Regions from separate parts of the Mus musculus genome. Here region 2 is linked to region 1. A link is a contact called in ENCODE Hi-C or POLR2A ChIA-PET data. All regions are on one chromosome and are shown on one strand. Each heading gives the region's core, a stretch centred on a gene start or an enhancer-like site at or near the end of the contact. The rest is flanking DNA. Distances are from core to core; before and after follow the strand shown.

Region 1 (3,141 bases), core at 508-3,007:
GGAACTAGAGCAATTCAGCAAGGACAACGGTGAAGAGATGGCTCAGAGGTGAAGACAGGCACTGACTGCTCTTCTAGAGGTCATGAGTTCAATTCCCAGCAACCACATAGTGGCTCCCAACCATCTGTAATGAGATCTGATGCCCTCTTCTGGTGTGTCTGAAGAGAGTGACAATATACTCGCATACATAAAATAAATAAACCTTTTAAAAAATAAGAAGAAAAGAAAAAAAAAAGTATAAATGGGAGTTCCAAGATCTACTCTAAAGTCTAAGACAAACTCTGTGGGCTACAGACATATGAAGTGAAGAATCTTATCCTAAAGGCTTAGAACACAGTTTCAAAAGAATTGTGACAGGAAAGGCCCCCACAGGTTTAGGGAGATTGAGGAAGTAGATACAGGAAGCACTAGACAGGAAGACCAGAAAAGAACCTCCCCTGTCATACTGTATTTAAAACACTAACATGGAGGACCATAAAAGAAAAAAAAAAGTGTATTTAAAGTGCAAGAGAGCATCACCACACCACATCACCTGAACAGGTGTGTCCCTCTGAATGAAGGTAGGCTGTTCAGCTGAAACTTTAAACGTCTTGCAAGAGCTCACAATGATGTATTTCAAAGTCTGAAAGTACTCTGGTACTGCACCCACTAAACCTACGTGTTCTAGCTAAAGGAAAAATAAACACTTTCTACTGCAAAAACAGACTCAAAGCTGGGCAGTGGTGGCGCACGCCTTTGATCCCAGCACTCCGGAGGCAGAGACAGGTAGATTTCTGAGTTCGAGACCAGCCTGGTCTACAGAGTTAGTTCCAGGATAGCCAGGGCTATACAGAGAAACCCTGTCTCAAAAACCAAAAACAAACAAACAAACAAACAAACAAAACCAGACTCAAAGAACACATTACCACTAAGCCAGGTCTACAGAAGACCTGAAGGAATCTTTCAGATTGAAGAGAGAAACAAGTCCCTCTGAGAAATCATAAAAAAGAATAAACCACACTAGAAAAACTGTTAAAACAATACAACAACCACTATAAAAACCAGGAAAATGGCAGGAGCCATAACTCTGAGTAACCAAGGGTGACCTTGAATTTGTGATCCTTCCTGGGCTGGGTTTATGGGTGGGTTCTGCCATGGCCAGTTTCGTGTGACTCTCTGGAATGAACTCTGGACTTCATGCATGCTAAGCAAGCACTGTACCAACTGAGCCAACAGCCCCAACACACCCCCTTTAAGATATTTCTTGGTGTGACTAGAAATTGCTTAATTAAGAAACAGATTGTCCCGGATAACCAGGAGTGGGCCAGATTCAATCAGTTTAAAGGGTTCAGAGCAACACTGAAACTTCCCCCCTGAAAAGAAGAAATTCCACCTGTGGGTAGCAGCTTGGCCTTCCAAATGAAAAAGTCCCAGCTTGATCTACGGGTTTCGAACTTGCACAGCAGATCCCTAACTAATTCCTAACAAAACCCTCGTAATTCATATCTCCTGCTGGTTTTGCTTCTCAGAATGAATCCTTATTATGCCACCTGGGTCCTACGTAGCAGTAGTTGGGAGATGGAAAGACAGCTTGGTTTCTTCAAAGTTTAATAGCGTGAGATGACAAAGCCTCAGAAGAGCCAAGCACACACACATACACACGCATACGCGCGCACGCGCGCGCTTGTAAAGAGACGTTTAAAAACTGGATTTGATGTTCAAAAGAGATTTTGACAGGCTTAGGGAGGAAGTTAAACGTAGAGTGAACTTAACGATAAGGATCAGGGCTGATGGGGTTAGGATAGACTTGGTAAACACTGTCAAGTGGAAAAAACGACTTTCCAGGAGGCAGAAGCGAAGCAAGCCAAGCCAACCCCGAAAAGCAAACCATCCTCAGCACGCAAGCGCGAACCTGGAAAGCAGAAGGCGGGTCTCTCAGGCCCCGCCTCTCCCAGGCCGTGCCAGGCTCTGCAATCCCATGCAGAGATCATCGCTCTAGCCAGGCTGCAAAAATCGATCTCAGCTCTTCCTGAGACCCGGGCTTGACGATGGCGGAGAAGACGCAAAAGAGGTACGTGTTAACACCTCCGCAGGGGCAGAACCCGTTTCTGGTCGCGGCGTGGGGGCACTGAGACGGTGTATAGGTGGATGGCTCCATAATCCCATACCTGGCGTCCGTGGGGTGTGGGGGCGGAGAGGGTTTGTTCCGTGACCCCCACCCATCCCAGCACGCCTGCGCAGACTCCATTGGGGCTGCGTGGGGGACTCAGGGAGGCTGAGGGAGGTTGTGCGGGCGAGAAGGCTGCTCAGCGGTGGCTGCACCGTCGGCCCTGCCTCTGATCAGGAAGAGGGAGGCCTGGAAGAAGACACTGATGCTGTCATCCTTATGTCAGTGCCTGAGAGCCCAGGGCCGGCAACTATGGCTTTTCCTGTCACAGTCTTCACCAGTGAGAGCCGTTGGTGGAAAGAGACCGCATGGATAACAGAAAAGCATAGGGATTCATTTGCCGTTGCCTCCTTTGTCCTGGGATTAATGTCTTGAGATATACATATACATATACAGCTGTATGTATATGCATGTATCGGTGTTAAGGTGTGTGCGTGTGAATGTTGTCTCTCAAGCCAGAAGAGGGCGTGGATCGCCCCGGAAGCAAGCATTCAGTTATCACAGGACAAAGATCTAGAGAGACAGGGTGTTTCTGGGCAACTTTCGGCTCAGAATCGAGAATACTGGTGTCAGAACAGTGACGCCCCAGGAATAAACTTTGCTCTAAGAACTTTGTGGTATGCATTATCATTTGATGGTCTGTAGAAATTCTAGGGTTAGTGTCCTGATGAGTTCTAACTGTCAGCTTGAAACAACTTAGAGTCATCTGGGAAGAGGGAACCTCAATTGAAGGATCGTCCATGTCGGGGTGAGTGTCTTGATCTGTGATTGAGATGGGAAGGCCCATCCCACTGTGGGCAGAGCCATCTCCAGTCGGGTAGGCCTGGGCCATTTAAGAAAGCTACTTAGCAAGTGGGCCAGTAAGCAGTCATAGTTCCTGCCCTGAGCTCCCTGGGCATGGTGAGCAGGAAGTGTAAGGCGAATAAACCGTCTCCTCCCCACGCTGCATTTGGTCATGGTCTTTATCACAGCGACAGAAAGCAAGACAGAACAGT
Region 2 (2,793 bases), core at 31-2,530, 38 kb before region 1:
TCCTGTCAGATCAAACCAAAGGACTATTTCCCATGTCTTCTATTTCCTAGATATTTCTAGGATAGAGGTTGTCTCTGCCTTCTTAGATTCAACAGAGGAGACCTACATATTAGCAGCTGTAAGGCCTATTAAAGGGGAGAGTGTATTTTACAGGCTGTATTTTACAGGCTTAGCAAGGTTCCGAATAAAGGAAAACACAACCGGCTAGGTCTGGGAGCCCATAAGGCATTTTAACAAAAGGCAATACGCTGTGGGAAAGCAACTAAATGGAAGAAATTTGGGCTTTCAGGGGAAAACTAAGGGAGATAAAGGCTATTTCTGTAACATTTCTACAAACTCCAATTGCGGCTGCTTACAGAGACATCTGTCTCTTCCTCAGAAATGAAAATATTTACACATGGGAAATTTTGTGTTGCAAATATCTTCTCATGTAACACAGGAAAGGAAGTTCCGGCTACCTTTACAAGGAGAAACTTAAATCGGTCTGATTTTGTACAGAAAAGGAGCGCAGCCAATTCCCCTTCTATGTCTCTCTCTTTTTTAAAATTGATTTCAGCTACAGTCATCTTTCCGCCGCCCCAGTGGTATATTTTGGAGTGCAGATGGATCCCTCTTGCTATCCATTATCTTCGTCGCACTTTTGTTCTCTTTTGAGTATTTTCTCTTTCTAGTCTGCAAACAACCCGAGGGCAGAAACTACACCTGGTTTTGTTCATCCCAACGCCTACCCGGTTCCCCAGCATATGCTATGTGGGAAGCTTACATAAATATATAGGATCTCTGCGGGGCGCCCCCCCCCCCACTTCCCCATCCTTTTTGTCACCAAGACTGAAAAGCTCTCCGACTCCCAAGAGGAAGCATCTTTATGTTCACATTATGACTCGTTGACTCCCTGCGGGGGTGGAGGGGACCTCATGGGATCTGTGTTAGGAACCCAAGGAGAGAAGCAGAGACCACCCATCTCACGTGTCACAGACTGGGTGGTGGGAGGAGAAATGGGCTCGCGGGGCAGAAAGTGAGGCGATCCCGCAAAGACATCGCCCGCATCTTCACGAGCTCCGCACGCTCTCTTCTCGAGACCGCGGGGACTCCGGGCCGGAGCTGCCCCGCACGTCCCCAGCTGGCCCCCCTCAGCCGCGGAAGGAAGGACGCCGGCCCGGCCCGGCCCGGCCTCGCGCGCCCCCACGCCCCCGCGCGAGCCGCCGGCGGAAGTGCAGCGGGGTGCACTTCCGGGTGTTGTCTGGCCGCCGCCGCCGCCGCGCGTCTCGGGTCTCCCGGCCACCGCCCGGGTCGTGGAGCCAGGAGCGACGTCACCGCCATGGCGGGCATCAAAGGTGGGCCTGGGCCGCGGGGCCGGGGCCGTAGGGATGGGGCGGGGCGGCGTGGGGACGACCCAGCCGGGCTCCTCCGGCGGTGGCGCTCCGCCCCTGGACCAGAACGGGGCAACCCGGCCACCGACGCGGTCTGCGCGAGTTTGCACCCAGAGACATTGAGGGCTGCGATCGGGAGGAATGCCCGGCACGGCAAACCAGTGTGGTTTCCCACCCGAGGCACGAACGCGCCCGTCTCCCAAACCCGGGCTCTGCATCCGCTCCCGGGATCGCGGTGCACAGGCTTTCCCTGCCTCTTAAATCGAATGCATCTTTGGTGTTTTTAAGGTGCAGTAGAGCCCGGATGCTAACCCAGAGTGCTCCTGGCTTCCTTTCCCCCACAAGTGCACGTTGACACTTTGTAGTTGTGATTTTTTTTTTTTTTTAAGAAGAAAGGTAACGAACACCTTGATGAAAGGTTACTTGTCTATTGGTGTGTTTTCTTCAGAGAGAACGGGATGTTGCATTCTTTGAAGACAGGGAACTTGGCTCAGTAGTAGTCTTGCCCCTGGGGTTAGAAGCAAAGTTTTGTATTTACTTATCAGCGGATCACTTTGATTTCCTGACCTGCTTTGTAGAAGAGATAACCTAGTTGGAAGTAAAAACAGTTGGATAGTGGTGCTTCCACCTCGCTGGTAAGGGCGACTTTGGCTGAGCTTTTTCCCTGGTTCACGTTTTTTCTGGTGTCTTGTTTATTTTCGGTGCCTAAAAAAAAAAAAGATGTTATTTCTCGTATAGAACCTTGTCATCTGAGCAACTAGGACACTTTCGGATCTCTTTTTGAGCTATAATAGACCCTTTCAAGTTCTAACGTGGATGGAAGTTACTGTAAAGTGCTGTTCTTTTTAGGATGTTGCCTGCGTTTCTCTACCCACCTGCGGTGTCATTAATGAGGGACTCTTTAAAAAAAGAAAACAGTTTTTATGGTTCTCCAAATCTGGATAATGTTAATCCTGGTGACAGTGACTGGGGGGGGGGGTAATTTTACTTTTTAAAGATTTCAGTGCCTTTTAAAGTTACAGGTTGCTTATCAAGATATTTCTTCCTGTTGGCCTTTAGATTGCCCTTAAGTAAGGAGTATTGCTGTAAAGACCATTACATATTTCTTGAGCCAGTTGCCTGCTACTCTGTGATACATTATATTTTCTGCTAACTCCCAGGCCGGGGAACTTGACCCCTTCACCTCTGTCTTTGTAGTCCATCTTTAGAGAATTTTTGCTAGGTAATTGGGCTGTTCCATCCCTGGCCCAGAGGCTTTGGAAGTAGAAACCACACTCCTCTCTGTTTCATTTTCCGAGTGTTGCATCAGTCAATTACTGTATGAATCCTTACCTTACTGGTGTGTCACTTAAGACACCGTTGATATAAAATAAGCCACCTAGCTGCCAGTGTCATAAGACTGGAGAGACGTTACTGGTTTGGG

The links. A loop is a pair of places that touch in the nucleus more often than their neighbours do. ChIA-PET counts read pairs that join two places held with the same protein, here RNA polymerase II (POLR2A).
Region 2: a map of gastrocnemius shows a loop between it and region 1 (5-fold over the local background). The contact joins the promoter of Leprotl1 here to the promoter of Dctn6 in region 1. A Hi-C loop is called at or near these places in 10 of 37 maps with a recorded cell type or tissue (T-helper 17 cell, gastrocnemius, heart and 3 more). POLR2A ChIA-PET finds 5 or more read pairs at or near these places in 2 of 5 experiments (Patski and embryonic stem cell).

Annotation. Positions count from the first base shown.
Region 1 is chr8:34,107,328-34,110,468 of GRCm38, reverse strand. It overlaps Dctn6 (dynactin 6), which reads left to right and starts at 1,757. Exons shown (of 7, transcript NM_011722.4): 1 at 1,757-2,050. The coding sequence starts at 2,028. It also overlaps a transcript of Mboat4 not described here.
Region 2 is chr8:34,145,226-34,148,018 of GRCm38, reverse strand. It overlaps Leprotl1 (leptin receptor overlapping transcript-like 1), which reads left to right and starts at 1,280. Exons shown (of 4, transcript NM_026609.2): 1 at 1,280-1,334. The coding sequence starts at 1,319.